3 separate regions of the Homo sapiens genome follow, and all the other regions are linked to region 2. The links are chromatin loops, found by intact Hi-C in ENCODE. Cell type or tissue: heart right ventricle. All regions are shown on one strand. Links, peaks and the distances in the headings refer to the core of each region. The heading gives the core; the rest is flanking DNA.

Region 1 (11,009 bases), core at 1,332-9,331, 440 kb before region 2:
AGAAATATCCCTACTTCTCTCTCTCCTCCCAGCATCCGAAACCTGGAAGCCAGCCAGCAACGATGTGTGGGTGATGCAGTCCACAGGGGCCAACCTTCCAGGGCCCACGGCAGGGTGGAAAGATGGGTGGAGGGGGGCTTGAGTTAAAGAACAGATGGGGAAACTGAAGCCCAGACAGGGTAAGGACTTGCCTAAGGTCATTTAGCAATTGAAGGGCACCATGAGGACTCAGCCCCTGACTTCCTTCTTCTCATAGGAGGGCTTCCTGCTCAACACCGTGCTTTATTGCCTGCACACACAGCTGCGTGGTCGCTTCTCATTTTCAGACTTTGTTGTAAAAAGAAGTCGGAAAATGCAAACATTGTATGAAGAAGAAAAGAATGTGTTGGCGTCTAGTCTTCCAGGCTGCCTCTCTGTGTGTGGACACATATTGATTTATTTTAATGTTCTTAATTTTAGATTCGGGGGGGGTGTGTGGGCAGGTTTGTTCCGTGGGTATATATTGTGTGATATGGGTTTGGGCTTCTGTTAATACCCAAACAGCGAACATAGGACCCGATAGGTAATTTTTCAACCCCTGCCCCTCTCCTTCCCTCCTTGCTTTTTATTTATTTTGGAGACAGGGTCTTGCTCTGTCTCCCAGGCTGGAGTGCAGTGGCACGGTCTCAGCCCACTGCAACCTCCGCCTCCTGGGTTCAAGCGATTCTTGTGCTTCAGCCTCCGGAGTAGCTGGGACTACAGGCGTGACCACCACTCCCGGCTAAGTTTTGTATTTTTAGTAGAGATGAGGTTTCATCACGCTGGCCAGGCTGGTCTTGAAGTGACCTCAGGTGATCCACCTGCCTTGGCCTCCCAAAGTGCTGGGATTACAGTCGAGAGTCACCACCGTGCCCGACTCCTCCTTGCTTTTAGAGTCCCCAGTGTCTTTTGTTCCCAAATGTGTGGACACACATTTAGTAAAAATGGGAGTGGGCTTTGTAAACCTAAAAGTATTTGAGACAGGCCTCAATCAATTGAGAAGTTTATTTTGCCGAAGTTAAGGACATGCCCAGAAGAACAGAACACAGAATCACAGAAACAGTCTGTGCCTTTCTACAAAGATGATTTTGAGGGTGTCAGTACTTAAAGGGGAAAAGCAGGCTGGAGGGAAACGAGGGAGGGTGTGGTCATATTACTGAATTCACATGTTGCAAGAGAAAAGGAGTAGATGGGGGACTCGTCAATTATGTATTCATCTAGCACTCAGTAAATTGGCACTTTAAGTAAGATAAGGTGAACCAGAGTAATTGGAGATATCTGGCCTTTTATCTCTACCTATCTGCTTAGGCACAAAAGGGAAGGCGTTTTCTTGCATGACTCAGCTTTCAGCTTAATTTTTTTCCTTTGGGTAGAGTGAATTGGAGTCCCAAGTTTTATTTTCCTTTCACAGTTTAGGAAGTCGGGAGAGGTGGGTTCGCCTGGGAACTCATAGTGAGACCTGCACTCTGAATTCCTTGGAAGACAGAGGAGAAAAATGAAGGGAAAAAAAAAAGGTGGGGAGGTGGTGGAGGGAGAGAGGGAATGGTTGGTGCTTTGGCCAAGCCTGAGTTTCCCCAGCTGCTCCTTGTTTAGGCAGGAGAGACAGGCAAACTGCAGAGCACTTGTGAGTTCCCATGGGAGCCCCTGCGCCCTGTGGGTCTGTTTCAGCATTGTCCTCCGTGCTGGGGATATCCCAGCTCCCAGCTTCCTGGAAGGCTGTCGTGTTAACCACGTTAACACTTTGTGTGGGGCTCAGCACTTGTGGAGTGCCCGTTTAGTTCTTAGAGTCGCCCTGTGCAGGGCCAGGTAATGCCTACCACGTCCTAAAATGCACTGCGTGCCCCACTGTGCCCCACTGGAGGTATGTGAGTGACATTTCATGGTGTTTTGGTGGACAGTTTTAATTTCAGTAATTACATATTGATATGGTTTGGGTTTGTGTCCCTGCCCAAATCTCATGTCAAATTGGAGGAGGGCTCTAGTGGGAGGTGGTTGGATCGTGGACGTGGATTTCCCCCTTGCGTTCTCGTGGTAGGGAGTGAGTGCTCATGCGATCTGATGGTTTAAAAGTGTGCGGCACTTCCCCCTTCATGCGCTCTCTCTCCGGCTCTGCCATTGTGAAGATGTGCCTGCTTCCCCTCTGCCTTCTGCCATGATTGTAAGTTTCCTGAGGCCTTTCAGCCATGCTTCCTGTACAGTCTGGGCAACTGTGAGTCAATTAAACCTCTTTTCTGTCTTTCTTTCTTTCTTTTTTTTTTTTTTTTAGACAGAGTTTCGCTCTTGTTGCCCAGGCTGGAGTGCAATGGCACAATCTGGGGTCACTGCAACCTCCGCCTCTCGGGTTCAAGTGATTCTCCTGCGTCAGCCTCCCGAGTAGCTGGGATTACAGGCATGCGCCACCACGCCTGGCTAATTTATTTTTATTTTTTTTTATTTTTAGTAGAGACAGGGTTTCTCCATGTTGGTCAGGCTGGTCTGGAACTCCCGAGCTCAGGTGATCCGCCCACGTCGGCCCCCTAAAGTGCTGAGATTACAGGCGTGAGCCACTACGCCTGGCCTAAACCTCTTTTCTTTATAAATTACCCAGTCTCAGGTAGTTCTTTATAGCAGTGTGAGAATGGACTAATACACATGTGTTTTAATGCATCTTAGCGGGGCTGATCATAAACATATTTGACAACTGAATGGCACAGGCATCAACGAATCAGAACGGATGCTAGCAGTAAATAGCCATGAATGTCTCTGGGACTCATAACTGAACTGAAAGGGGCTCAATTTTCCCCACCCGCCTGGTGATTGGGGTGCTCATAGTCCCCCAAGAGTGGGTTCCTGCTGTTTTCACCCCACCATCCTGGCCTCCAGAAATCCACTCTGAGCTTTGAGCTTCCATACAGGGAGCTCAGGGGAGGGTAGGGAAGAAGAAAGGAGCGTGGGGGTGGGGGGAGGGCTGCTGCCTGGAGCTGCCTCTCACACAGGACCCCCTGGATGGTCACTCTGTTTCTGGGATATTTAACCCCTGAAACTGTCCCCTGAGCAGCTGTGTCACCCCTGACCTGCTGCTCAGTGTCACCCCCTCTTTTATTTTAAGAAACAGAGTCTTACTCTGTTGCCCAGGCAGGAGTGCAGTGGTGCAATCATAGCTAACTACAGCCTCAAACTCCTGAGCTTAAGCAATCCTCCTGCCTTAAGCAACCCTCCTGAGTAGCTGGGACTACAGATGCATGCCACCATGCCTGGCTAATTTTTAAATGATATTTTGTAGAGACAAGATGTTGCTATGTTGCTCAGGCTGGTCTCAGATTTCTGGGCTCAACCAATCCTCTTGCCTTGACCTCCCAAAGTGTTGGGATTATAGGCGTGAGCCACTGCGCCTAGCCTCATCTCTCCTGTTTTCATGTGTGCCTTTGTAAATTACTTGTATTTCACTGGTTACTTTTTGTTTCTATAACATGTTTTATTGTGACACATAAAATGCAGGAAAAAATGCATAAAGCTCATATGTGCAGGTTAACACAGGACTGTAAAAATATCCTACACAAAGAAGGAGAACTGGGTTCCCTGGGGCCCCCACCATCTCTTCCCATGACAGCCTCCTGATCCCCAGAGAAAAGCACTATCTTTTTTTTTTTTTTTTTTGAGATGGAGTCTCTCTCTGCCGCCCAGGCTGGAGTGCAGTGGCACAGTCTCAGCTCACTGTAACCTCTGCCTCCCGGGTTCAAGCGATTCTTCTGCCTCAGCCTCCCGAGTAGCTGGGACTACAGGCGTGCACCACTACACTGGGCTAATTTTTGTATTTTTAGTAGAGACAGGGTTTCACCATGTTGGTCAGGCAGGTCTCAATATTCTGACCTCAAGTGATCCGCCCACCTCGGCCTCCCAAAGTGCTGGGATTTACAGGCGTGAGCCACTGTGCCTGGCTATCCTAATTTTTATAACGCTAATTTCTTTGCTGTTCTTTATAGTTTCACCACTTAGGAAAGCCCTTGTTTGTTTTGTTTGTAAAATGACAGTCTTTTTATTTATGAAAATCTTGGTAATCCTGGTTTTGTTTTCATCCCCTCCCCACCATGTCCCCTCCTCTCCCCCAGCCCACCATTTATGGCAAGTGAAATCCACCTCTGTTTACTGTGGGTATTCATTTCTCTCTTAACATGAATTATAATACATAAATACGTTTATTAAAAATTTTTTTTTGAGACAGGGTCTCGCTCTGTTGCCCAAGTTGAAGTGCAGTGGGTGATCATAGCTCCCTGCAGCCTCCAACTCTTGGGCTCAAGCGATCCATCCTCCTGCCTCAGCCTTCTGAATAGCTGGGACTACAGGAGACAGCCACCACCACACCCGGCAATTCAGAGAAAAATTAAGTAAAGAATAGCATGTATAAATGAGATGGGCAAGATGATGAAGGTGGTACCCAAAGAACTGAAGTTTGGGAAACGTTGATTATCTTCCATTTATGAAGAAAAAAAAAGTCTTGGGGAGGTCTCTGGAGGGTCAGGGACTGGAATCCAGGTGCGCTGACCTAGGCCGACGTGGGCCACCGGGACACCACAGCCCTTGGGGCGCCGGCGGCCGGTGTTCCTTCAGGGAGCCCAGAGGCTGCAGTGCCGCTATGCACCACCAGAGGGCAGCACGGCCCCGGCTTGCGGCTCCCGGCCACTTCCCACGCGGGCGGCTGGGGTGGCGCTGGGCGGCTCTCCCTGGGGATTCGGGTTTGCCTGGACTCATCTTAGTCCAGAGATCCTCAAACGAGCTCTGGGACACACTCCCTTCTAAATTACCTGGGTGCTTGTTAACAGTGTAGAGTTTGGGGCCTTCCTGGACCTACAGAATCAGCATCCCTGAAGCTCCAGGTGTGTGGCGTGGGAGCTAGGGGGTTTGGACAGTGGGGTGCTGGTCAGGGGAGTTTTGAGAACACTGCTCCAGGGAGGTGGGCACTGTCTCCCAGGGTCAGAGTTTGGGGGTGATGTGTGTGTGTGTGCGGAGGATTATCACACACACCGAGAGGGATTGCCGGTCGGAAGCCTGGGCTTGCATTTGGGCCCACCTCTTACTTGGATGGGTGGCAAATTCTTCGTTAAGCATTTTGCATCTACGCACCCTCCATTTGACCACCCATCCATCCATCATCCATAAATATATGATAACTAAACCCTTACCATGTGTCCCTTCTGTGTGTGGAGATATAGTGGTGAGCAACACAGACAGCGTCCCTGCCCTCCTAGAATTCATGCCTGTGTGGAGGAGCCAGATAGCAGCAAATAATCCCTCAAATATAAAATTACATGTTAGGCTGAGCGCAGTGGCTCACACTTGTAATTGCAACACTTTGGGAGGCCAAGGTGGGAGGGTTGCTTGAGGCCAGGAGTTCAAGACCAGCCTGGGCGATATAGCAAGACCCCATCTTTACAAAAAATTTAAAATAAAATTACAATTTATAGGAGCTGCCTTGAAGGAGGAGGGATTCATAGGGTGCTGTGTGGATGAAAAGAGCTCTAGGAACCTGAGGATGTGAAGGATTCTTCCCTTAGGAAATTATGCTTGAATTGAGATCTGAGGGTGAGAAGGAGTGAACCAGGTGGAGTCAGAGGGAAGAGTGTTTCAGACAGAGGAAACTCATGTGCAAAGGCCCTGAGGTGGAAATGAGCTCACTGCCTTGGCAGAAGAGTGTGGTTGGAGCAGGAAGGAAGAGAGGGACTGGCTAGACCTGGGGTGTGGGCAGTAGACAAGGACCAGTACCCTCAGGTTCTCAAATTTCCCATCTTCAAATGGGGCAACAAGAGAACCATCTATCTTGCAAAGAGGATAACATGTAATGATGAGCCCAAAGCATCTAATGTAGTGCCTGGTACACAGTTGGTGTCAATATTGGGGGTGGGGGTGGATCTGGGCAGAGGGTACAGCCTGGTTAGAGAGCTGTGGGGAAGCACTGGGCAACTGCGGGGACCAGAGCTGTCTTGGCCACCTGCAGGGACCAGCTGAGAAGTGTGTTTAACCACAGTGAACATTACCGTTGGCATCGCTGTCTTGTTGAAAACAAAGTGAAATTGGAGAACATACTGTTGTCTTGAACTAGGCCAAGATGACTAATTATTAGACTCACTTTTGAAAGGTTACCATATACAGACATGCGCTGAGGTGGAGAGAGGAGAGTTTGGAAATCTGATTCATTCTGAAACCCCAATAGATGGAACTCTTGCTCAGTTTCTGAGCATAATGACTGTGAACATTCGGTTTAACGCAGCTGTCACCACAGGCAAGGTGCAAAACAAAATGTTTCGTACCAGCTCCTTGGAGTGTCATGGGGCAGCTCATGGCAGCCCTGGGGAGATCTCTGCTAGATGGTGAAGGGTGTGCAACGTGGGTGCTGGTGTTGGGGAATTGAGGGGACGCCAGACCTCAAATCTGGGATCTGAGTCTGAGGGATGGCTTTGCCACAAGTGGACCATGTGGCTTAGGTTAACTTCCTCCTTTCTTTGGGCCTTAGTTTCCTCATCTGGAAAATGAAGGGCTAGACCAGATGCTCTCCAAGAACTTCTCTAGTTTTGTTGTTCTATGGCCTTTGCTGGTGGTGTGACTTTGGATGTTACCTTCAGCTCCTGGGTTTTAGTTTCCTTTTGAGCATTTTAGAGTTCCCCAAGAGTGTTGGTTTATTTCACTCCCCATTTGCTGCCCCCACCAATGAAGTCTAGCGACTCGAAATCTCCTTCTCCAGACTCCACTGAGAACAAACCACCCTAGTTCCTTGCCCTGTGGGTCAGTGGTTTAATCTGGGGATGCGTGAGTCCCTTGGTCCTGTCTGGAGATGCATAAATCCACTGTGGCCCGATGTGGGGATTCCAAGTCCTTGAGGTCTAATCTGGGGATGCATGTGGTCCAGTACTCACAGACCCAAGGGGGCCTGAAGGCACCTGGACCCTTCAGGAAGTCCTGTCTCTGGGACTTACAAGGGAACATTCGTGAAGCTGGTATCAGGGCTGAACGTGGATTGGGGCTTTCTGAGGGCCAAGTGCAGGCACTCATTTCCTTCTCACATTATTCCCACCTCTGAGGGGCAGAGGGTCTAAGTAATTTTCCCAAGGCCACACAGGGAGCAAGGGGCAGAGGTGGCATGTGTGCCCAAGCCTGTTTGATTCAAACTGTCGTTAACTTTGGAAACTGACCCCACCATCTCATTTATTTCTCACAACAAATACATCCATTAACAGGTATCAAGGCTTAGAGGCTTCATAGCAAAACAGAGTGGAGACCTGGTAGGTAAGCAGGCAGCTTCCAGATTTCTCCACCCAGCCCCCACTTCCTGGCCAGGAACTGGAGGCAGGGAAGTTCCATTGCCCATATAGCTGCATGACTTTTCATTTGCCCGTTCCTGTGGTCAGACTCAGTGGTGTGAGACTTCCTGTGGTTGAGCCGAGTGATGCAAGAACGTCGCTGTGCAGGGCTGTGGTCCTACACCGTCCACTTTATTGGTTGTCTAAGACATCTTCAATGGTAAAATGGGAAAGGCATAGTTTTTGTCCTGAACGTTGTCCTTACACCTAAGCCAGACTTGATCAGATGCCACATGGGGCGTATCCTCCTGAGCATCCCACGTCTACCGCCTGCCTTGGATGTCTGACATCAAGTATGTAAGTGCTTGTGTCTGGACCTGAACTTCACTCCAAATAGCGGGGTTGGCTACAGGTCAGTTACCCATGTGAGATTATAGTGCCCTGACTGGTTATTCTTTTTTTTTCTTTTCTTTTCTTAAGACAGGGTCTAGCTCGGTTGCCCAGGCTGCCGTGCAGTGGTGTGATTGCTCTGCCTCCTGGGCTCAAGCCATCCCCCCACCTCAGCCTCCTGAGTAGCTTGAACTACAGGCATGCACCACTGTGCCAGCTAACTTTTGCATTTTAGTAGGGATGGGGTTTTGCTATGTTGGCCAGGCTGGTCTTGAACTCATGGCCTCAAGTGATCCACCCACCTTGGCCTCCCAAAGTGATGAGATTACAGGCGTGAGCCACTGTGCCTGGCCACCTGACTGGTTATTCTTATCAAGATGAGAACAGAACTGAAATTGAACATAAGCCACCATTAATTATCATCAGTAATGTATTTAAGAATATAAGGCATAATTTTAAGTTACACTAAAATAAATATAAATGGCTTGACACAAGTAAACGTTCTTGCTCAACCCTTGATACCCTCTAGGGATGGATCTGAAGATCCATCCCCTAGACACATGAATATGATTTTTCAAATCATTATTATTACAGTTTTATAGAGACAGGGTCTTACTCTGTTGCCTAGGCTGGAGTACAGTGGTGTGACCACGGCTTACTCCTGGGCTCGAACTCCTGGGCTCCAGAGATCCTCTGTATTCATCTGTTCTCGCACTGCTGTAAAGAAATACCTGAGACTGGGTAATTTATAAAGAAAAGAGGTTTAATTGCCACATGATTCTGCAGGCAATACAGATGCTGGCATCTGCTTGGCTTCTGAGGAGGCCTCAGAAAGCTTCCAGTCATGGTAGAAGGTGAAGGAGAAGCACACGCATCGCATGGCCAGAGTAGGAGTGAGTGGAAAATGGGGCACTGCTACACACTCTTTTTTTTTTTTTTTTTTGAGGCAGAGTCTTGCTCTGTCACCCAGGCTGGAGTGCAGTGGCGTGATCTCAGCTCACTGCAAGTTCCGCCTCCTGGGTTCACGCCATTCTCCTGCCTCAGCCTCCCAAGTAGCTGGGACTACAGGCGCACACCACCACGCCCGGCTAATTTTTTGTATTTTTGTAGTAGAGACGGGGTTTCACCGTGTTAGCCAGGATGTTCTTGATCTCCTGACCTCGTGATCTGCTTGCCTGGGCCTCCCAAAGTGCTGGGATTACAGGCGTGAGCCACCGCACCCGGCCTGCTACACATTTTTAAACAACCAGATCTTGCAATAACTCACTCACTCACACAACAATAACAGTACCAAGGGGATGTCGTTAAACCATTTGTGAAGGACCACCCTCATGATCTAGTCACCTCCCACCAGGCCCCACCTCCAACCCCAGGGATTACAATTCAACATGCTATTTAGGCGGGGACACAGATCCAAACAATATCTTCCTCTCACGTAGCTGGGACTAGAGGTGTGCGCCACCAAGCTCGGCCTCTGGTTTTTCAAATGATATCCCAAATCGGAGCTCCTCTCACCACTTCCACTTTGCCACTTTTATTCAAGCCACTAGCCAACAACGTGGGTTATGACAGAAACAGAAGCCTCCGCGCTCCTTTCCTCCTCCAAACTTGCTCACCTTGTAGGTGACTCTCTATGCTGCGGGATCTGTTAAGGCTTGAGTCAGATGGCAAAGTCTCTGCTCGAGGCCCTCCGATGGTTTCCCTTCCACCAGGAGTCAAAGCCCAAGTTCTTACCAGGGCCTCCGTGACCTCACTGGGTCTGCCCTGGTTCTTCTCTGGGCTCATCTCCTGCTGTTCTGCTTTTGCTCACTTCGTTCCAGCCTCTCTGGCCTCCGCGCTATTCCTTCAGGCACATTTCTGCTGTGTGGCTTTTGCACTTGCTTTTCCCTCTACCTGGAGAGCTCTTGCCCCAGATACCCATGAGTCTCCCTCTCTCCCCTCCTTCCGGTTTCTGCTCCATTCTCTCCATCCCAGAGAGGCTCTTCTTGACCACTCTACCTAAAATATCAGCTTCCTGCAATAAAATATCAACTTCCTTCACTCTTTATTCTTTTTCCCTCTTAATTTTATTATATCTCCTCCTGACATGTATTTGTTGATTCTTTCCCCACTAGAATATAAGCTCCACAAAAGCCGCATCTCTGCTCCTCTCCCTGCTACATCCTTAGAGTCAAGCCTAGTGCCTGACCACATCAGTGACATTGGTTGAATTGAATGAAGGATCAATAAAGGAATAAACTGAGGTTGGGCACGGTGGCTCACGCCTGTAACCCCAGCACTTTGGGAGGCCGAGTCAGGTGGATCACCTGAGGTCAGGAGTTTGAGACCAGCCTGAACAATACGGTGAAACCTCGTCTCTACTAAAAATACAAAAATTAGCTGGGCATAGTGGGGCACGCCTGTAATACCAGGTACTCGGGAGGCTGAGATGGGAAAATTGCTTGAACTCGGGCGGTGGAGCTTGCAGTGAACCAAGATCGTACCACTGCACTCCAGCCTGGGCAACAGAGTGAGACTCCATCTCAAAAGGAATAAACGGAGCTTTCTATGGTAAGTATCTTTGCTCATGGCAGGAGCCTCACTGACAGTTTCCTGAGTCACACTTTCCGGTTTCTGTGTTGCGTGTACATTGAAGGCATTCCAATGGTGGATCTGAGCCTCAGGATAATTGGATATCGCTTTTCAGTATGTAGTTCCACATCATCATTTTTTTGGATGCCTTTAATCTTTCTTCACTTCTTCTTCTGTCCCATCACCAACATGAGCAGTTGGATTTATTTTAGGGCCCTTTCTCACAAAAAGCAAAGTTTCATCACTTTGTGGGAGTAGCTGGGGACACATAGGACCAAGAGAGAGGAGCAGAACCATGCTGAGAGGCCCTGGCGGTGGCTGCCTCTCTCGCTGGCTAAGGGACTCAGCTTCAGCACCTGCCCCCAGTTCTGCAGTGCACGATTTGAACCCATCCCTCAGTGAAATAACGAATGATCCCAATCATAGTCCTTGAGGACAGCTTACAAGTGATTCATGGTGAACTCAAGAATGCCAAGGAATCTTGTGGGTTTATTTGCTCCATCTCTGCTTTAACCTCGATGTCCTCCCGGCTCCAGTGGCTCCGTCATGTTCTCAACTTTGTGTACTCATGGTTCTAGAATCCCAACCCCTGGATTCCTGTCTAAGGCTCAGTCTCTTGCTAGGAGGAAAGACATCTTATCAGATGTTAGGTGTGAGATGTCGGAGGCTGTGTTTGGTCTCCCAGCATTCTTGTGAGCGAAGGGCTTTTAGCCACATTCTCCCTATCGCTTGATTTCTCTCTCACTTTGTGGGAAAGTA
Region 2 (10,937 bases), core at 1-8,000:
TCACCTCCATCAGCATAGGTCTCGGTGCCATAGCCGTCTTGCAGGCCATTGTTCCAGGTGCCCTCATACTTGGCACCGCTGCTTGAGCTCTGCCGGATTCCGTAGCGTCCCTTGAAGCCATGTGTCCACTCGCCCTTGTAGAGCCAGCGCCCCTTGGTCTCTATGCCCAGCCCATGCCGTTTGCCCTGGCTCCAGTATCCCTCAAAGGTGTTTCCGCTGGGCCAGGTGTAGACACCTGCCACCTCAAAGCCAAAGTTCCAGGAGCCAGAGTATTCGCCCTGGCCCTTGGGGCCTGTGCACAGTCCATGCCCATGGGCCTTTCCCCCCTCCCAGCCCCCGCAGTACGCCCCTCCATCATCAAAGTCGAAGCGGCCCCCACTCATCTCATCATAGCCCCTGACAACCTCCCCGTCCTCCAGCGTGGGTGCAGAGGGCGTGGGTGATGCCTGCAACACTCCTCCAGTGCCCTCGGGGGCAGGCCCCCAGACTCACCACTGCACCCCAGGAGGGGGGAAGCAGGATGCCAGCAGAGGCTGAAAGAGCCCCGGCGCCAAGTCAGCACCGGGTCGGCTAGTCAGTGCCATGCCCGGGAGCCCCGACTCCACCAGCCAGAGCAAGGCTGCCTGCTGGAAAGAAAGCAGGAAGGAAAGGTTCAAAGTCCCCACAAAGCGTCCCAAGTCTGCCTTCCAAGAAGTCCAAGGGAAAACGGTGTGATCTCTTTAAGAAGCCCAGTGAAAGGGTGGGGTGGAGGGGTCCCCAGCCTTTTCAAAGAGGGGAAATTCCCCTCGGTGGCAGCCCCCGCCGGAGGCTGAATTCCCGCAGCCCGCTGGCCCCCTTCTCCACCCCAGTGGGTGTGCGGGGCTGTCGGTCTCCCCGCCGCTGCCCCGCCCCCTTCTCCAATCCTGCCCTCCTTCTGGGACGGAAAGGTCAGTGTTGCCCTAACAAGGCCATTGGATCTCAGAAGCTGCTCCCAAAATAACCCCCAGCCAGCCCAGCCTTCTTCAAAGCGGGAAGGAGGGGTATTTCAAATCGCGCCCGTGCCGCAGACCCGGGCAGTGGCTGGAGGCATGAGGAAGGAGGCTGAGAACTGAGTGCAGGCAGCCCAGGGAACCTGGTGTCTTTTCCTCCCGGGAATGAGAGCTCCCTTCCATTCTCAGAGTCCCCTGGGTCTGCGCGCAGGGAGGGCACCGGGGAATCGGGGAAGGGAGGGGAGAGGGAGACCAGCAGAACACCCAGTCCTGGAACACTGAAAATCCCCCAGAGCGAGGAGGTTGGCAGATCTCAGCCCCATCACCACTCACATGCCCTAAGGGGACCTGGGGTTACAGCACCACTGCCAGCCCCATCAAGGAATCCAGTGACCTAAAGAGAAAGGAATGGAGACAGTTTCACATGTGCTTCCGAAAGCAGAGGAGGGAAGTCAGAAAGAGAGGGGAGGCTGTGGAAACAGGGTCTGGAAGATACACAGAATCTCAGTCCAGTGCTCACTCACCACCCTGAGCTCCCTCCACCCCTGGAAGCCGGGGAGAACTTGGTGCAAGAAGCAACCATCTATTCCCTTTCTCTTTCTCCTGAAGGGCAAAGAGAAGGGAGAGGAGCCTGCCCTCCTCTCTGCCTGAGACACAGACTGGGCGTCCCGCTAGCTTCCTCTCCCCACCCCTTGATGCCTCGGCGCCCTCCCTGCCCCCTGCCGCAGACCCAGCAGACCCTGAAGGTCAAAGGAGTCCCCTTCCTGTCAACACAGGGTTGTGTTGTAATGAGGTCCTCTCAGAAATTCTCAAGGGTCATGATTTTTTAAAATTTCCCTTTCTGAGCTGTCTTTTGCTCTAGTGTCCTAGGAGCCTGTGAGGCCAGACTTCAGAAAGCTCTTGGGGCAGGGCCAGGAGAGAAGGGCCTGGGTGGATTCCCAGCCACTCAGGTTCCCACCAAACTCCAGTAAAAAGAACAAATAAATCTCCATGGCAAGAAGCTGTGGCCAGAGCTAATGATTGTAAATCCCAGCTAAGCCCAAGGTTAATGGGAGTATAGAGGAATTCTGGGAAAGGTAAGAGCCACCAAGACTAGGAAGATCTGTGTGTGTGTGTGTCTGTGCGTGTGTGTGAACGTGTGTCTGTGAGAGTGTGAGAGAGTGTGTGTGAGTGTATGTGAGTGTGTGTGGTAAGAGTGTGTGTGTTTGTGTGTGTGTGGTAAGTGTGTGTTTGTGTGAGTGTGTGTGGTAAGAGTGTGTGTGTTTGTATGTGTGTGTGGTAAGAGTGTGTGTGTTTCCATGTGTGAGTGTGTGTGTGTGAGTGTGTGTGTGAAGATGGGGACAGAAGAGAAAGAGAGAACTAAGCACAGAAGGTACTAGAGAACATTAGACAATTATCTGACTTTGAACTTATCTGACATATTTCCAAACCCCATGATAACTTAGGCCACGTGAAGTCACTGCGGAAGTCTTGTTCCTGTTTGGGGAGTGGGTAAAAAGTGTTCCCTGCTTTCCTTCCAGTGGGTTACCTGTTCTTAGGACTTGGTTCCATCCTTGGTCACAGCCGCTGACCTTCAAGAGCCCCTTCTATATCTGCGTTTCACCACCAGGTAGAGGCACCCAGCCTCTTGGGCTCACTGTCACCGTCTGTTTGCCAAGCTGACAGGGAGCACGTAGTGGATAAAAACTGTTTCCTCTGGGTGGTTAGGTGTGAGCCCTGGCCAGGCTGACTGACAGCCTGCTTGCACAATTCACTTCTAAGAACATCTCAGGGCTACTCCCAGGGAGTTCTGCTTTCGCCACTTCTCACTAGGTCTTTGGAGAATCACAAACTTCTTTCTAGCTCTGCTGTCAAGGGAAGAGCATCTCAAACTGGAAGCTAGGGGAGTTTGAGCTGCAGATTCAATACCGTAATCATATGTTTATGCCAGGCAGCCATTGCTACATCTTAGCAGGGTGTTCTACCTATGGGAATTTAACCACTGTTCATCCATAGCAGCTCCCTAGGGTAGCTGTCTACCCAGGGTTACTACACATAAGAATCACTTACAGACTTAAAAACATAAAGAGATCCGAGAGCCCCACCCGAGACCTACAGAATTAGATTGTCCTGGGAGAAGACTTGGGCAGTCGAATTCTTTTAAAAGCTCCTCAGATGAATCTGATTTTCATCTCTGGTTAAAAACACTGTAAGTGCTTGTTATAGTGGCTCACACCTGTAATCCCAGCACTTTGGGAGGCCAAGGCTGGAGGATTGCTTGAGCCCAGGTGTTTGAGACCAGCCTGGACAACACAGTGAGACCCCGCCTCTACAATTAAAAATTTTTTTTTTTAATTAGCCAGGTGTGGTGATACACATCTGTGGTCCCAGCTACATGGGAAGTTGAGGCAAGGAGGATCGCTGAGTCAAGGAGTTGGAGGCTGCAATGAGCCATATTTGTGCCACTGCACTCCAGCCTGGCAACCCTGTTTCAAAAAATAAATAAATAGATAGAAAACAACAACAACAACAAAACCAAGGTAAAATTTCAAATTAAGATACTGTTTAATAACATAAAAATTCATGAATCCATTTATTCATGAATCCAGTAGTTTTGGAGTTAGATATGTCTTCAAATCCCAGTCCTGCCCCTCACAAGCTGTGTGACCTTGGACCAATTGTTAATTTCTCTAAACTGCAAATTATTCATCTGTAAAAGTCCCTACCTCAGAGGATTATTGGTATCAAGAATAACAGTATCTACCTTATCTAACTGGGTGAGGATTACACAGTTAATACTGTAAAAAGGCTCAGAACACATTACACATATAATCAGTGTTAGCTCTTATGAGAGTTACTCTTACATACTAAATTACTTTTCAGGCTTAATAAAATAGTCCTCAAAGAGGGAAGAGAGAACCCCTCCTAAATATTAAATATCTTGACATCGAAGCACTCCTTATTCTCATGTTTTAAACTGCAAAACGAAGTTACTGGTAAAGGGATACTTTGACTTTGTAAAAGTTTAAGTAAGATTCTTTGCCAAATTTGGTACTGGCCTTACCTGCCCAGAGCTTTCTGACAAGCTACCATTTGTCCCGCCTTTTAAACCAGTGCATTTCAGGGAAAGGGAGACCTCTTGTGGCGTTATGTGCATTACAACGGACTTTCCTCAGAAAAACCAAGTTCTTCAAATCCAGTGGAATTTACTAAACTTGAAATATTAGCCGGGCATGGTGGTGCATGCCTGTGGTCCCAGCTACTCAGAAGGCTGAGGCAGGAGGATCGCTTAAGGCTGGGAGATCGAGGCTGCAGGGAGCCATGATCACACCACTGCACTCCAGCCTGAGTGATGGAGCAAGATCCTCTCTCAAAAAAATAAATAAATAAATAAATAAATAATAATTTAAAAATAAATAGGCCGGGCACGGTGGCTCACGCCTGTAATCCTAGCACTTTGAGAGGCCAAGGTAGGCGGACTATCTGAGGTCAGGGGTTCGAGACCAGCCTGGCCAACATGGCGAAACCCTGTCTCTACTAAAAATACAAAAATTAGACGGGTGTGGTGGCACCTGCCTGTAATCCCAGCTACTGGGGGCGCTGAGGCAGGAGAATCACTTGAACCCAGGAGGCAGAGGTTGCAGTGAGCCGAGATTGTGCCACTGCACTCCAGCCTGGGCGAGAGTGAGACTCCATCTCAAAAATAAATAAATAAAAATAAAAAATAAAATAAACTTGAAATAATTATAAACTGGTTTTAACGGTAGCTAGCCTATTCCCTCTCTTCATCTCAGATCTCTTCCCACTCCCTAGTTCTGTTCCCTGGTCACTTTCTCCCTCTATTTCCTGCTCAACTTCTCAAGCTTGACTGCTTCTCTGGGAACCTCAAAGGGAGAGAACTGGAAATCCGGAACAAGGAGAAGGACTGCACCCAGAAATCCACTGGAGTTCTTCTTAGCCATGGAAGGCTCAGCAGAGCGAGCCTCACCGTCCAGGAAGCCTTTCCAGGCAGGTGTCCTGGCTGAGCTAGTGCCCTTCCCACATGCTGTCTCCTCCCCCAAACTATGAGTTGTTTAAAGCAAGGATTTTCTTCTTTCCAAAAAACAGTGGATAGTGCTGCAGTGAACATAGGTGTGCATGTATCTTTATAATAGAATGATTTATATTCCCAAAGGAATATAAATATATATTCCTTGGGCACTGCCAAGTGCCCAAGCCACCAAACCCATTCCCAAAGGAATATAAATCAGTAATGCGACTGCTGGGTCAAATGGTATTTCTGGTTCTAGGTCTTTGAGGAATCGCCATAATATCTTCCACAAGGGTTGAAGTAACTTACATTCCCACCAAAAGTATAAAAGCATCCCTATTTCTCCACAGCCTTACCAGCATCTTTTGTTTCTTGACTTTTTAATAATTGCCATTTTGACCGGTATGAGGTGGTTTCTCATTCTGGTTTTGATTTGCATTTCTCTAATGATCAGTGAATCAACCCAAATGTCCATCAATGATAGACTGGGTAAAGAAAATGTGGTACATATATACCATGGAATACTACGCAGCCATAAAAAGGAATGAGATCATGTCCTTTGCAGGGGCACGGATGGAGCTGGAAGCCATTATTCTCAGCAAACTAACACAGGAACAGAAAACCAAACACGTTCTCACTTATAAGTGGGAGCGGAACAATGGAAACACATGGACACAGACAGGGGAACAATGGGGCCTGTGGGTAGGGTGGGGGAACAGGAAGAGAGAGAGCACCAGGATAAATCGCTAATGCATATGGGGCTTAACAGGCTTAATACCTAGGTGATGGGCTGACAGGTGCAGCAAACCACCACGGCACGTGCTTACCTATGTAACAAACCTGCATGCCCTGAACATGTACCTCAGAACTTAAATTATTAAAAAACCTGAGCACCTGCTGTACAGTAGATATTGCAGCTCACCTGTGTCTACCCAGTGCCTGCACATAGTGGCTGCTCCTGGTCTTCCCAGCATCTAGCAGCTGATGACCCCCTTCTGAAATCCTTTTTCAACTGGCTTCTAGAATCTCTCTCGGTTCTGCTCCTGCCTTACTGGTTCCTCCTCATCCCCCTGAGTTCTGTACCTTGGGAATGTCCCAAACCTTCGTTCTCTGGCTTCTTTATCTACATTCATTTCTGAGGAGGTCTCTAGTCACATGGCTTTGCATAACCTCCCTCTACCGATGACTTCGAAGTCTGCATCCCCAGGTTGCACCACTCTCCTGATCTTCAGTCAGACATCCAGCCACCTACTCAACATTTCTAAATATCTCACGAGCATCTCAGATTTGACAAGAACAAATGAAACTCTCAATTTCCACTTGCAAATTTGTCCCTCCAGCCGACTCCAAACTTATTAAAACCTTTGGAGTCAACCTTAATTCCTGTCTTTCTCTCACACCTTAAATCCAGTCCATCGGCAAATCCCTGAAGGGATTTAGATTAAAATAATTCCAGAACAGGCTGGGCACGGTGGCTCACACCTGTAATCCCAACACTCTGGGAGGCAGAGGCAGGTGGATCATGAGGTCGGGAGTTCGAGACCAGCCTGGCCAACATGGCGAAACCCCATCTCTACTAAAAATACAAAAATTAGCCAGGCATGGTGGCATGCACCTGTAGTCCCAGTTACTCAGGAGGCTGAGGCAGGAGAATTGCTTGAACAGGGAGGTGGAGACTGCAATGAGCTGAGATCGCGCCACTGCACTCCAGCCTGAGCAACAGAGCGAGACTCTGTCTAAAAAAAAAAACAAAAACAAAAACAAAAACAAAAAAAACCTTCCAGAACACATATTATCTCCTGCACTGCCAAGTGCCCAAGCCACCAAACCCATTGCCTGACTCACTGAAGTAGCTTCCTAACTGTCCTCCTTGCCTTCCCTTAGTCTGCACATAGTAGCCAGTGCTCTTTCAAAAGGTTAAGTCTCGGCTGGGCATGGTGGCTCATGCCTGTAATCCCAGCACTTTTGGAGGGCAAGGTGGGCAGACTGCCTGAGGTCAGGAGTTTGAGACCAGACTGGCCAAAGTGGCAAAACTCTGTCCCTACTAAACATACAAAAAAATTAGCCAGACATGGTGGTGCACACCTGTGATCCCAGCTACCTGGGAGGCTGAGACACAAAAATTGCTTGAACCCGGGAGGTGGAGGTTGCACTGAGCTGAGATCGTGCCACTGCACTCCAGCCTGGGTGACAGAGCAAGACTCTGTCTCAAAAAAAAAAAAAAGTTAAGTCTGGTCATGTCTCTCTCCTCTGCTTCCCCAAATGACTCCCTATCTCTCACAGTAAGAGCCAAAGAGCCAACACCTTTAAAATAGCCTACCAGGCCCTCCATGATCTGGCCCTACTCATCTCTCTCTGACCCCACCTGCTCAAGTTGCATTGACATCCCTGTGGTTCCTTCTGCCAAGAATGCCCCTCCCTCAGATGCCCCCATGGCTCACTCTCTTACTTCCTTCAGGTCTCTGCTCAAATGTCACCTTATCACAGCATCTTCTCTGCCCACCCCAAATAGCAACCCTATCCCTGGCCCACCCCTTCCTATCTCCTAATTCTTTTTCTCTCCATACAACTTACATGTTCATCACCTCTCTCTACTGAGGACAAGGATATTGTTCTGCTTACTGTTCCATTCCCAGAATCTAGTACAGTGTCCCTGGTGTGTTGTAAGCACTTGATATTTATTGAATGAATGAATGAATGAATGAATGAATGAACGTTCAATGAAAACTTGTTAAATAAAGGCATGTGGAAATCAGGATGTTACTTTTTTGGAACATCAGAGTGAGACTTAATCCCTCAATCCACAAACCAAATCCATTTTCCTAGATGTATCAGAGAAAGGAGATTAGTTTGGTACATCACATTCACAAAAGAACGTCAAATATCCCAATGAGGGACCCTAATGTTAAAGTTGGGCCAATTAGGTCTGAGCAGAGTAATTTTTAACTTCAAGATTCATGTTTTGAGGAAGATTTTGCTGAGATGTAGATAACTTACAACTTATTCCCACAAATCTGGAATGCCTAAACTTTCATGCAAGTTGGATTTTGAGTTACTAGGTCATTGGAACTTTGTGCTTTTCAATACTTACACCCTCCTAACACCTTCATATGAAAAGAATACGTATCATCATTCTCTGGTGACTGCTGCACTAATATACAGCACTAAGTAAATAACCAGAGCGCTGGCTTGAAAAACAAACTAAAAGGGATTTAAAGGCTTAAGAACTCGCCTTAATTCAAAGAACATGTTAAGCCCATGTTAAGCCCACTTAACATGAACTTGAATAGCTCACTACTTAATTACAATAGCTCCACTCCTCTACAGCTTTTATTTTATTTTTGAGACGGAGTCTCGCTCTGTTGCCCAGGCTGGAGTGCAGTGGCGCAATCTTGGCTCACTGCAAGCTCCGCCTCCTGGGTTCACACCATTCTCCTGCCTCAGCCTCTGAGCAGCTGGGACTACAGGCGCCAGCCACCACGCCCGGCTAATTTTTTGTATTTTTAGTAGAGACGGGGTTTCACCGCGTTAGCCAGGATGGTCTCGATCTCCTGACCTTGTGTTCCGCCCGCCTCGGCCTCCCAAAGTGCTGGGATTAAAGGCGTGAGCCACCGTGCCCGGCCCAGTTTTAATTTTTTTAAAGGTGAGCCAAAACATTAGTTGTGGAGGTGAAAGCGGGGTGGTACCTTTACAACCAGAAGCTTAAATTTTGGTCCTGGAATCCCTGAGGCCCTTTTAGGAAATCTGAGGTCAAAATTATTTACATGGTACTAAAACATTACAGGTTGAGGGTCCCTAATCTGAAATGCTTCAAAATCCAGAACTTTTTGAGCACTGACATGAGGAGCAAAGGACATGCTCATTGGAGCAGTTTGGCTTTTAGGATTATGGAAGCTGAACTGATAAGCATGTAATGCAAATCTTTCAAAATCTAAAAAAAATCTGAGATCCGAAACACTTCTGGTCCCAAGCATTTCATATAAGGAATATTCAACCTGTAGTTGCCTTTTTCACATTCATTCTCCCAAGTGTACAAAAGTTTGCCAGAGACCACACAATATGCGATATCCCAGAGACTGAATGCAGAAACATATGAGAATCTGTCTTCTAATTAAGCCAAACATTAAAAAAGATTTGCAAAAAGGTAGAACAATGCCACTCTTCTATTTTTTGTTTTGGAAAAGCTATTTTTCATTCAAAAATTTTGTTAGCTTGTAATGAGTTTTTAAATATTTAAAAAAATCTTAGTTTTAATTTCTAACATGGTAAATATTTATATCCTTTTGGAGATTATAACAAAACCTTTTGGGTCCTGAATTTGTCAGTGTAAAGGAAGTGCTTACAAAAAGTTTGAGAATTTCTGCCTTAGATATACTAAATAGTGTACCTTCTGTCACCATTATCAGGAAATATCTGTCACAGCTTCTAGAACTGTGATAAGGTATTTTGCTCCCTTGCTTTAACCACAGCCTTCAGATGTCACTAAATCCACACCAAACCAATGACCAGCAGAGGACTCCCACTACTACTTAAGCTTAGGGTTTTTCTAGTAAACACCCTTCCCCTCTCCCCCAAGTACAAATCACCTATTTGTTGAAGCCCACATCCCATTATCATGAATCAACCACAGCCAGCGCAGTTTTAGTAAATAGTATAAATGTATTTTGTAATTTAAACAAAAGCTTCTGTTAACATTATTGCTAACATGGCTAGACACTGTCACTAAATTTGGTGGCTCTGCTCAGGATGGTCTGAACACATGCAACATTCTTTTTGGAGCCACCTGAAAAACAAGGATTCATCATCCAGCTGAAACCGAAGACAGATTTTTTTTTTACCAAACTGGAGGGAATTTTGAAATGGCTGACCAAATCTGTGGGATACAGAATGTACAAAATTCTCTTTTAGGGTTGCTGGGGTGACAGGGCAGCTCAAAGAGGTAACCATCTATAACATCTGAAACTGAGGTATGAGACCTGTATTACAACTGATAACAAAAAAAAAAAAAAAAAACCGCCATATATTTAAAATGCTGGAGATGGTGAAGACACACACTCGTTTCAAATATTACACCCCCTCCCTCCAACTGAAGCAGCCCATTCCAAGCTGCTTACTTGAAACTGCATGTAACATGTCTTAGGATGAATAGCACCAGCAGGGGCTTATTTAGTGATGGTTAATAACTCTCTCAAACAATAGAGGGCAGGCCAGCTAGTTTATTCAAATTGAATCTAAACCTTAGATCTCTGGCTTAACAATAACAAGAGAAACCTTTATAGACACAATATATCTTGCATTAAATCAGAGACGGTTTAAATCAGTCTTGTAACTTCTAATATTCTGGGCTGGCAACTACAGCATGACAAATGTTTAGTGCAGTTACAAAATCACATTTTACTTTCCTTGGCTAGCAAACCTTAAACAAATCTGAAAAATGCACTGTTTTACAAAGGCTTTTACCATATACCCACTGCTGCCAGTCTCAAGTAATTATGGTTTCTTCATCCCCCAGGAACATTTCTAAATAAGGGGGATTTTTCTTTGATCTGCTCGCCTTGAAGTGTATGTAAGAACTCAAGAGAGTAAGTTGAAAGAATGAAGATTAACTGAGATGCCAAGAAAAGTTTTTATTGCAAGCACAGTGAGCAGAAAGAGATGTCTTCTCACACAAAGTGGCCACAAGGTCTGCCATTAACTAAATCTCTTTGACAAGCCTTCATTGGTTTAAAGCATATGAATTAGCTTCTTGCTATCAGGTGTACATCATTTCTGCCATGTGGGACATTTTCTTGGGAATATACAAGTAATACTCCATGTAGCCTGACAGGTCCTCAATGGTCACATCATCCACGAAGACTCGAGCTTGCTCAGAACAGGATCGGGGAGAGCCAGACAGAGTTCTGGCGTGCAGCGACTGAGAGTAGTCCTCAAGTGTGGATCTTCGTTCTGGAGCCAAGGGA
Region 3 (11,009 bases), core at 1,474-9,473, 53 kb before region 2:
TCTAAGAACAGTGCCTTGCACAGAGTAAGCACTATCGAAGGGTTAGCTGTTCCTGCCATACTTTTATAATTTATTCACTTAAGTAATTTTCCAGTTTCCATATACTGACATTTATCATTTAATTGTTCAACCATTTTTTTCTTTAAAAATCCATCATCTACATATTTTTGTGCTAGTGATTCCCCTTCTGGGAGTGTGATCAACAGATATACTCAAATTGTACAAAATGACACATGTACAAGTCCCAAATGACTTCTGGAAACTTTTGTCCCCAGACCCATCATTCACTTCTTTATCTGGTGAACTCCTACTCATCCTTCAGGACCCTACCCCAGGAAAGCTTACCCTAACTGCCAGCTGTCTGCTCTTACCATCTCTTGCACTTAGCTGCCAGGTGACTTTGCCTTTCTCTGATTAGCCTGTGAGCTACACGGTATTTACTGTAACACTGTAATAGCAAAAGATTGGAAACAAAGCCAAGTCCAGCAGTACAGAGCTGGTTAACTAAATTATGGCATAGCCATTTGAAGGAGTATTATGTAGCCAATCCTAGGAATAAGATTGATCTTTGTGTATGACAAAGAGTGAATTCCAAGATATGTTAAATCAGGTAGCAAGGTGTAAAAGAATTTCTATTGTATGTAACATTTGTGTAAACAGACAACCTGTTTGCTCTTCTATATAGAGAATATTTATGGAAAGATAGGTAAGAAACTTATAATACAGGTTGCCCACTGTGAATGAGGTGGAAGGGAGGCAGACAGACAGACACACACACACACACACACACACACACACACACACACACACACACATTTGGGCTGGTTATTTTCCTTTGGCCCCATCTCCCCCCCTTGCCCCACCCCATCCATTCCCTACCCAGCTCTGCCCAGGGAGATCATCTCTACAGCCTGCATCACTAGCTCCCTTGCTCACTGGCTTCCAGTGCGCCCAGTCAATTCAGGGCCCAAGCACGAGGCCGGAGAGGGCTGGGTATCTATTCCACTTCTCCCTCTTCCTGCCTGTCTGTCTCCTCCACAGCTGCAGCTCTCACCCACCCCCACCGTCCCCCTCCACACCTGCAGCTCTCACCCACCCCCACCGTCCCCCTCCACACCTGCAGCTCTCACCCACCCCCACCGTCCCCCTCCACACCTGCAGCTCTCACCCACCCCCACCGTCCCCCTCCACACCTGCAGCTCTCACCCACCCCCACCGCCCCCCTCTACATCTGCAGCTCTCCCACCCCCACCGCCCCCCACACCTGCAGCTCTCATCCACCCCCACCACCCCCCTCCACACCTGCAGCTCTCACCCACTCCCACCGCCCCCTTCCACGCCTGCAGGTCTCACCCACCCCCACCGGGCCCCTCCACAGCTATAGCTCTCACCCACCCCCACCATCCCCCTCCACAGCTGCAGCTCTCACCCACTCCCACCACCCCCCTCCACAGCTGCAACTCTCACCCACCCCCACCGTCCCCATCCCTGCTCCAGTCATCACACCATTTCCCTGTCCCCCACCTCTTGCCCCTTCAGGCCTGGGGTATAACAGCTCCCATGGCTGCTGGTCCTGGATGCCTTAACATACCTTGTTAATTTTTCTGCCCACATCTCTGCAAACAGCACCTTCTTTAAACTCTCCCCAATTAAACCCTTGCAATAGACCCTTTCCTGCCAGGACCCACACTAATACGATCCTTCTGGATATTCTGAATGTGCATAAATTATAATCACTCCAAAATAAATATTTTTAAAATCTCACATCTATTGGTACTAGACCTTTTAGAAGTATGGTTTCATTTATTCCTTACAACAATCCTAGCAGGCAGGTATTATTATGTCCACTGAATAGGGAAACTAGGCCTCCTTTGGGGGCAGCCACACAGCAGGGAAGCTCTGGGTTGTGATGGAACGGCAGTCTACCTGATTCCAAAGGTTGTGCTAAGCCGCATCACCAGCACCTTTGCTCACTGGCTTCCAGTGTGCCCAGCCGACTGACTGGAGGCCCCAGCAAGAGGCCAGAGAGGGCTGGGTGTCTATTCCCCTTCTATGTCAGGGCAGGATGGCCCTAGGGGAGATTCAAGTCTAATCTCCTGCCTATCAAGCAAGAAGAGGGAAAGGCCTGGGTTAAAAACCTAAGTTTCCCAGGCTGGTCCTGTTCCATCTGATGCTCTCCAATGCCTTCTTAGAGCTGGAAGGCATGACTGAGATGTAGGCAGGGGGCGATATAAATAAATATATACTTATTATAAATATATATAAATAAATATACATTATAATATATAAATATATATTTATTATAAATATATATAAATAAATATACATTATAATATATAAATATATATTTATTATAAATATATATAAATAAATATATATTATAATATATAAATATATATTATTATAAATATATATAAATATATATATTATAAATATATATAAATATATATTTATATATAAATATATATTTATTATAAATATATAAATATATATTTATTATAAATATATATTTATTATAAATATATAAATAAATATTTATTATAAATATATAAATAAATATTTATTATAAATATATAAATATTTATTATAAATATATAAATATTTATTATAAATATATAAATATATATTTATTATAAATATATATAAATATTTATTATAAATACATATAAATAAATATTTATTATATATACATATAAATATTTATTATAAATATAATAAATATTTATTATAAATATATAATAAATATATAATAAATATTTATTATAAATATATATATTTATTATAAATATATATAAATAAATATATATTTATTATAAATATATATAAATAAATATATATTTATTATAAATATATATAAATATATATTTATTATAAATATATATAAATATATATTTATAATATATATTTATTATATATAAATAATATATATTTATAATAAATATATATAAATAAATATATATTTATAATATATATAAATAAATATATATTTATTATAAATATATATAAATATATATTTATTATAAATATAATAAATATATATTTATTATAAATATATAAATATTTATTATAAATATATATAAATATATATTTATAAATATTATAAATATATATACATTAATATATATTATAAATATATATTTATTATAAATATATAAAGATATATTTATTATAAATATATAAAAATATTTATAAATATACATAAATATACATTTATTATAAATATATATAAATATTTATAAATATACATAAATATATGTTTATTATAAATATATATATAAATATATATATTTATATATATATTAATATATATTTATATATATATATAAAATATATATATTTATATATATATATAAAACCACCTGTGCCAGGTGGCTAACCATTTAGCTGCTGGGTGCTGGGAATGACCAAGTGGACAGAATACCAAGAGGGGTAGGGGGGATGCCTGGGGGGCTCAGGGAGGCTGCTAGTGACAAACCAGTATAGACTATTTCAATATTTAACAATTGGCATGACCATACCTACTGGGGTGCCCAGCTAGATGCTAACCCCGGATGTAAACGTTCCTTCTTATGCCCCATCTAGTCCAGAAACCTTCCCCAGAGGCCACCCCCAGAAAATTTGGTCTTAAACCTCTGCTTAAAACCCCACAGTGCCTTTCCTAGTGCCTGAAGGATGACATGGAAATGCTTTCATGTAACTTCATGACTTAGCTCCTGCCAACCTCTCTGGTCTGACTCCAAACTCAACCTTCTAGTCAGACAGAAACTTCCAGTTCCTCAAATGTGCCCTGTCGATTGTTTCTATGCCTGGGGTGAAAACATAGGTAATTTCTTCTCCTGGGAACTCTTGTCTCCATCCCCATCTTTCGGTTCTTTATCTGGTGAACTCCTACTCATCCTTCAGGACCCTTCCCCAGGGTAGCTCACCCTGACTGCCAGCTCTCTACCGTCTCCTGCATTTCGCTTCCAAGGTCACTTTGTCTTCCTCTGATTAGTCTGTGAGTCCCACAAGGGGCAGAAGCTTCGCTGCTGCGTGCCTGTCACCAGACAGAGGCTGGCACAGAGCAGGACTATTTATCTGAAAATATTTAGGCTCACCAGGAATGTGCTGGACAAACGTTTTGTTATATGAATCACATATACTTGACTGTGAGACTCACAGAGCTGGACGGACCCTTAGAAATCATCTCATCTCCTTTAAGATCAACACAGCAACAAGAAGGGGAAACTGTGGCCCAGAGAAGTCTGTGTGATCATTTTCAATTTTCAATCATTGAGAGTTAGTCATTGTGATCGTTACTCTGTTATAGACATATTGGAAGGGTTAGGTACTACATGACAGGCCCATTGTAAGTGCTTGTACATATCATGTCACTTTACTGAACAGCAGCCTTATGAGAGAAATACTATCATTATCACCCTCAGTGTACACATGAGAAAACCAGTACTCTGAGCATTTCAATAACTTGCCCAAGACAACCTGTACACAGACAGCAAGGGATGGCAAGTTAGTCCAGGTCCACAGGAGGTGCTTCATGGAAGCCTTGGGCAATGGAGCTGACACAAAAATGTGATCATGTACCATGGATGAACAGAGGGTAAAACCTACCCCAGACCCCTTCCAGCCTCATGCTTGGGGAACCTGGAGGCCTCAGATGGCCTAGGAGTAGTGAACATTTCTCTTTAGGAAACACAGACAGGATGAAGGTCCTGCCACCCTCTCCAGAGGGCCATGACTGTCACCGTGCTCCTGCAGGGGGACGAAGTCTGCTGGAAAATGGCCTCACCCTTTGCCTATTCTGCTCCCTGGGTGCAACCCAGCAAGAGGATGCTGAATCCCCTGGGACTCATCGCCATCATCATCATCAACATCAACATCACCATTATGAATAGGCAATGCTTGCTGCGCACCTACTAGATGCCCGGCACTTGCATGCGTTTTCTTAATTAATTCTCACAATATTCTCTAAAGTAGGTATCACTATCCCCACTTTGCAGGTGAGAAGATTATATAACCCGTCAAATCCACACAGCCAGGGAAGAGGAAAGCCAGGAATCCTATTGTGGCTTAACACCAAAATAAGAAGATGGAAGCATTAGTTACTACTGGAGTCAGACAACCTGGTTTCAAACCCCAGCTCCCTCACTTCCAACTTGCATGATCTTTGCCAAGTCATGGAACCTCTCCCAGTCTCAGTTTCCCCATCTGTAAAATGGGTTACTAATAGCACTTAGCTATACTAGTAGCTACTTCTTGTAAGGATTATGTAAATTGTGGCATGTGAAGGGTATATTCATTCAGTTGTGACAAGGATTTACTAGGCACCTAATAGACCCTTTCCTGCCAGAACCCAGACTGATGCAACCCTTCTGGATATTCTGAATGTGCATATAGTATATAGTATATGTGTACATTATGTGTACCAGAACCTGGGCTAATCTTGGGGTACCATTGTGAACAGGAGAGACTCGCCTTCTGGAACTTACAGACCAGCTCAGCATTGTGCCCAGCACATAGTAGGTACCCCATGAATGTTAGCTGCTATTTTTTGTTATCACTACTTAGCGGATTTTCTCCCCAAGGGTTGGGCTCCCACCCTGGGGCTCGCCTGCCCAGGAGCCTGCTGACTTAGCTCTTGGTGTGCTCTGCCCCCGCCCCGCCCCACCCCACCCGGGAGCCGGCCTGCAAAGGCATCTTACAAGGCCCCAGTCAGCAGACATCTCCTGCCTAAATAAGGACAAGGCGCCCAGGAGAGCTTTCTGTGAGCCGGAGGAATGTGACAGCTGAGTCCTCCCAGCCCAGCGGCCTCCCCCGCCTCCCGCCCCTCCCCAGGTGGGGCTCGGCTGGGGCATTCCAGCTTTTCCCAGAGCAGATCCCAGTGTCACTGACACCCACTCGCACCCCACCCCAGGCTGCTCTAAAAACTGATAAGGAGCTCTGGGAAGGAATTCCAGGCAGCTCCATTTGCTCCTGGGGGCTGGCGACCCTGCTGTCACAAGGACAGGGGAGGAAGAAGCCACCAGGCGGGGCCGAACCCAGCCTTCCTCTGGACAACTGCATCCCTTTGTTCAAAACACACTTCCAGAGATCGGATTCGGCCCCAGGCACCGTGCCAGGTACTGGAGGTCCAGAGGAGGTTCCAACCCCGTTGCCTTATCCCATCATAGCAGTCACAACTGGGCTAAGTCTTTGAATCCTGCCCTTTCAAAGACTGGATTTTGAACAAGTCCTTCTAAATACTGGCTTTCCTTCTCTCTGACACTGGGAAGAGGGAGAGGAGAAATCTGTCTTTCAGGCCAGTGTCTCTGAAGGATGGGATGCTTTCTACTGGCAGGACCAAGAATGATAGGTGGTACCAGACCATTCATTAAGTAACACTGTAGAAAGTGCATCTGTAAAAAGAGAAAAAATTTAAAAAGACCTTTTTTTTTTTTTTTTGAGACGGAGTCTTGCCCTATCACCCAGGCTGGAGTGCAGTGGTGCGATCTCGGCTCATTACAACCTCTGCCTCCCGGGCTCAAGCAATTCTTCTGCCTCAGCCTCCTGAGTAGCGGGGATTACAGGTGCCCGCCACCACGCCCGGCCAATTTTTGTATTTTTAGTAGAGACGGGGTTTCACCATGTTGGCCAGGCTGGTCTCGAACTCCTGACCTCGTGATCTGCCCACCTTGGCTTCCCAAAGTGCCTCCCAAAGTGTAATCCCAAAGTGCTGGGATTACAGGCGTGAGCTTTAATGCGTCTCTTACACGCTGTTTTTTAACTGAGAGCCCAGCAGCAAGCAGCCTTGAGTCTGAGTTTGTTTGCTTTATTAGACAGAGTCTGGCTCTTTCGCCCAGGCTGGAGTGCAGTAGTGTGATCATGGCTCCCTGAAGCCTCAACTTCCTGGGCTCAAGCTATCTTCCTGCCTCAGTCTCCCGAACAGCACCTGGGACTACAGGTGAGCACTGCCACACCCAGCTAATTTTTTTATTTTTTTGTAGAGATGGGTTCTCACCATATTGCCCAGGCTGGTCTCAAACTCCTGGCCTCAAGCAATTCTCCTGCCTTGGCCCCCTCAAAGTGCTGGGATTACAGGCATGAGCCACTGCACCTGGCCAAGATTTTAATAAGCAACTGAGGGATGGGGTTTAATGATATTTTGCTTCACTGTATTCTTTTTCTTCTTCTTTTTCTTTTTTTTGGCTAACTTTTTCTAATCTAATACTAGATTTGTATTTATGGTAATGATCTAAAGTTTCTTTATAAGAATAAATTTAGATTTAAGAAAGTTAAAATGTTTTTTAAATAGTAAGGGGATCCAGACAGCATGTGGACACGGCGCGGCTCAGGAAGGTATGGCAGTGACTGGCATTTGGCAATCGCTGCCTTGCCCCAGCTGCCACACCGCTGTGCCTTTGCCTCGCCTCGTCCTCCTGTTTGCTCTTCCATGCTGACCTCACTGGGCTGCCCTGGACTCCCTCTGAGCTAAAGTCATCTCCCAAAGGATCCACAGTAACAATAGCTGCCCATGACTGGGACGTGGGAAAGGCCAAGCAAGGAAGTGAATCTGGGCCGGCTTTTTTCCCCCCAAGGACAAGGCAAGGAGAGCTCAGTGCTCCAGGAAATGGAGAACCACAGAGGGGCAGGGACTTGCCCGGGGTCATTCAGCAAGTCAGTGGCAGAGGCCTTCCCACCCTAAAACAATGTGGACGGGAAGATAAAATGGGACAGCCACCACAGAGAGCCTTTGATCCAGCAACTGCGAGTTGGGGGAATTTATTCTAGAGATATACCAACCCATGGGTGGAAATATTGATCTAACACAGCAAATATCTGGAAACTACCCAAACATCCATGTACAACAATGGGGACCTGATTCAGTAAATTGTGGCACAGCTATATAATGGAATTCTACACAAGCATTTAGAAACTGATCAAGTTCTGTACTTGGAAAAACATGAATAGATCTCCAATATATACACAGCAAAGAAAAAAAAGCAAGATTCCAAACAGTATGTATATGCTACAGTATAATATGCTACTTTTTGTGTAAGAAAGAGAAGAACAGGAATCTATACATTTGTTTATATTAGGTTGAACAGTATGAAATTGCCATTTTATAGGCCAAACCTGGTCAAATATTAGCAATTTCATATTTTCCATCTTAATAGAAAGTAACTGGAAGGAAAGGAAAGAAACTACAAACAAGAGTTGCCTATGGAGGTGGCAACAAGATGGGGACAGGAAAAGGAGATGGACTCTTTATAGTAATACTTTTCTAACTGTTGGGTTTTGAACCAAATGAATGTATGATTTTTTTTTTAATACAGAGTCTCACTCTGTCACCCAGGCTGGAGTGCAGTGGTGCAATCTTGGCTCACTGCAACCTCTGCCTCCTGGGTTCAAGTGATTCTCCTGCCTCAGCCTCCCGAGTAGCTGGGACTACAGGCGCGTGCCACCTTGCCCAGCTAATTTTCTGTATTTTTAGTAGAGATGGGGTTTCACCGTGTTAGGCAGGCTGGTCTCAATCTCCTGACCTCGTGATCTGCCCGCCTCGGCCTCCCAAAGTGCTAGGATTACAGGCATGAGCCACTGCGCCTGGCCGAGATTTTATTTTTTTTTAATAAAGGAAAACACCAGTAGGGCCTCTTAGGGCAGGCTTTCTGCAACATGACACCTGTCTTTATATCCATCCCAGCTGGGTGGTCAGGGAGAAACTGTGCAGGCCTGAGCCCAGGGGGCACCCCAGTTTAGCTTCTGACAAATCCCTTCTAGAGAACCTGCTCTGTGGCATTTCCCACCCTCCACGTGGTGGGTCAGAGCTCCAGGGGCCTCCACCCCTTGGGCCAGGCTTCTGGCAAAGCTACAGCAGGTCCTATGGGATGATGGTTTTGGCACCAGGCTGCCATGACTTTGTAGGAGCACCCCCTTGCCAGACAGGGCCACACGAAGCCAGGGCTGATGGGAAAAGCACTTCAGCAGCAATGCAATAGGTCCCCACAAGGATACGGCTTGGCCAAAGGTAGCTCTGAAAACGCATTCCCACCGCTGCCCCTCCCTCCTATCTGGTCCTATGGCACATGTCCTCTAGCAGCCTAAGGAAAGAGGTTCTCCCTGGGGTGATCGCTGGGATTATGGAAACACCTGGGAGATCCCCACCGAGATCTCACCCTTCAATAACACCAAGAAGAATCACTGAAGCAAGGGTAATCGTAGAATAATTTTTTTAAGCTGCCACTATTGAATGACTGTGGTGTACAGTATTTACACAGGTTATATCTCATTTTACCCTCAGTGGTAAGTACTATATCAATTTCTACCACCTCCCACCGTTGGAGAAACTGAGGCTCAGGAAAGTGACATGCCCAAGGAACGAGTGTTATCTAACCCCAAAGCCTGTGCTCTTGACCGTGAATGATGTTTGTGCCTCTGTCTCTCCATCTGAAAGATGGAGAAGGAGGAGACATGAAAACAGAGGTGCAGTGAAGGGGCTAGAGATGTGGTGACCAGGGAAGACTCGGGATATTAAGGTCACAGTCTTCAAACCTCTGCAAGGATGTTGAGACAGACATTGCTAGCTGCTCACCAAATATCCATTCTCTCCCTCTTTCCCACTAACGGAAGCCTAATTTGTTCAGGGAAGCAACGCATCCGGCTAAAAATATTCACCTTCCCATTCTCTACATCTGGGGAAGGTCTTCACTTCTGCATGGAGAGAAGCTGTTGCATTTGGACCTCCGCTGCCTGGAATGCAGAGGTGAGGCTAGGTGTGCAGTGGCTATTTCTGAGTGTGAGGACAAAAGCCACCCTCTAAGGACAGAGGGAGGGAAAGGCAGATGGAGGCGGGTCCCTGAGGGCATCATGGAGCTGCCATTCAGCCTAGCACAGCCTCTCTGATCACATCATGTGAGAAAAAGAAGCCCAATGGGTGAGGCAGTAGAAGCAGTTTTTTTTTTTTAAGAGAAAGGGTCTTGCTCTGTTGCCCAGGCTAGAGTGCAGTGGTGTGATCATAGCTCACTGAAGCCTTGAACTCCTGGGCTCAAGGGATCCTCCTGTGTAGCTGGGACTACAGGTGCATGCTACCACGCCTAGCTAATATTTTTATTTTTTTATTTTTATTTTTGTAGAGACAGGGTCTCACTGTGTTGCCCAGGCTGGTCTCGAACTCCTGGCCTCAAGCAATCCTCCTGCCTCTGCCTCCCAAAGAGCTGGGATTACAGGCAGGAGCCACCATGCCCAGCCACAGGCAGCTTCTATTACCTGCAGCTGAGCACAGTTCTAACTACACAATCCTCAAGGATAGCACCAGGACCCATGGGTAGAAACTACAGAGAAGCAGAAAGTCCTTCTGGTTTTAGCAAATCCAAAAGGCAAATCTATCAAAAGCTGGGCTGGACCATCTCAAGAGATGGCGAGCTCCCCATGCCTGGAGAGACAGACGCAGTGACTGAATGACCACTTGGCAGGACGATGGGAAAGGCATTCTGACATTGGCTGGGGTTGGACCAAATGGCCTTGCATGCTTTAATCATACCCACTTTGGGAGGTGAGGAAAGGCCCCCAGGATGTGTGCCCAGTTATGTATGGGCAAGCGCATATGCCCTACCCTGACCTGCAAGGCCCCCGAAGCCACCACCCAATAGAACTTTCAGGGATGAGGAAAATGTTCTATATCTGTGCTGTCCCAGCTATCGAACACTTGATATGTGGCTGCTGAGACTGAGAAAGGAAACTTTTCCTTTCTTTAACTTCAGTTAACTTAAATGGCCACAGGTTGCTAGTGGCTCCCAGATTGTACAACATTGCCATCCATCCCCGCCGCCTCCCCACGCTCTCTCCGGCCTTTTCTCGCACTGCTGTCCTCCCCCTCACTCCACTTCAGCCCCACTGGGCTCCTCACTGTCCCCAGAGCACGCCAAGCACATGCCCACCTCAGAGCCTTCCCTGGCCCCTCCCTCTCCCGGGCAGCTCCCCCTGACGCAGCCCCCTGGCCAGCTCTTTCAGCTCCGTGTCTCTGCTTCAATTTCAAC

Evidence for each region. Peaks named below come from ENCODE experiments on the same cell type or tissue, not always from the same donor. Only the 100,000 strongest peaks of a DNase experiment are listed, where the experiment ranks them.
Region 1: a loop joins it to region 2, with 3 times the contacts of the local background. A loop is called at or near these places in 23 of 110 quality-filtered maps.
Region 3: a loop joins it to region 2, with 2.7 times the contacts of the local background. A loop is called at or near these places in 35 of 110 quality-filtered maps.

Annotation. Positions count from the first base shown.
Region 1 is chr20:43,745,287-43,756,295 of GRCh38, forward strand. All of the region lies in intron 1 of LOC101927200 (a long non-coding RNA gene), which reads left to right. Among named protein-coding and RNA genes, the nearest start is that of GTSF1L, 24 kb to the left of the region's middle. RefSeq lists enhancers at 383-1,202, 6,177-6,376, 6,567-6,636, 7,137-7,216 and a silencer at 4,578-4,737. In heart right ventricle, for the core only: a CTCF peak has its summit at 4,635 (motif pointing right); DNase peaks (open chromatin) are centred at 4,635 and 7,397; H3K27me3 peaks cover 1,437 bases.
Region 2 is chr20:44,186,323-44,197,259 of GRCh38, forward strand. JPH2 (junctophilin 2) reads right to left here and starts at 866. Exons shown (of 6, transcript NM_020433.5): 1 at 5-866. The coding sequence starts at 383. OSER1 (oxidative stress responsive serine rich 1) reads right to left here. Exons shown (of 4, transcript NM_016470.8): 4 at 9,617-10,937. The coding sequence ends at 10,730. In heart right ventricle, for the core only: a CTCF peak has its summit at 4,096 (motif pointing left); DNase peaks (open chromatin) are centred at 999, 1,219, 2,621 and 4,096; H3K4me3 peaks cover 1,805 bases; H3K27ac peaks cover 3,675 bases.
Region 3 is chr20:44,131,588-44,142,596 of GRCh38, forward strand. The region is part of intron 2 of JPH2 (junctophilin 2); the gene reads right to left. Among named protein-coding and RNA genes, the nearest start is that of JPH2, 50 kb to the right of the region's middle. In heart right ventricle, for the core only: no CTCF peak of the experiment used is centred there; DNase peaks (open chromatin) are centred at 5,818 and 6,034; H3K27ac peaks cover 6,481 bases.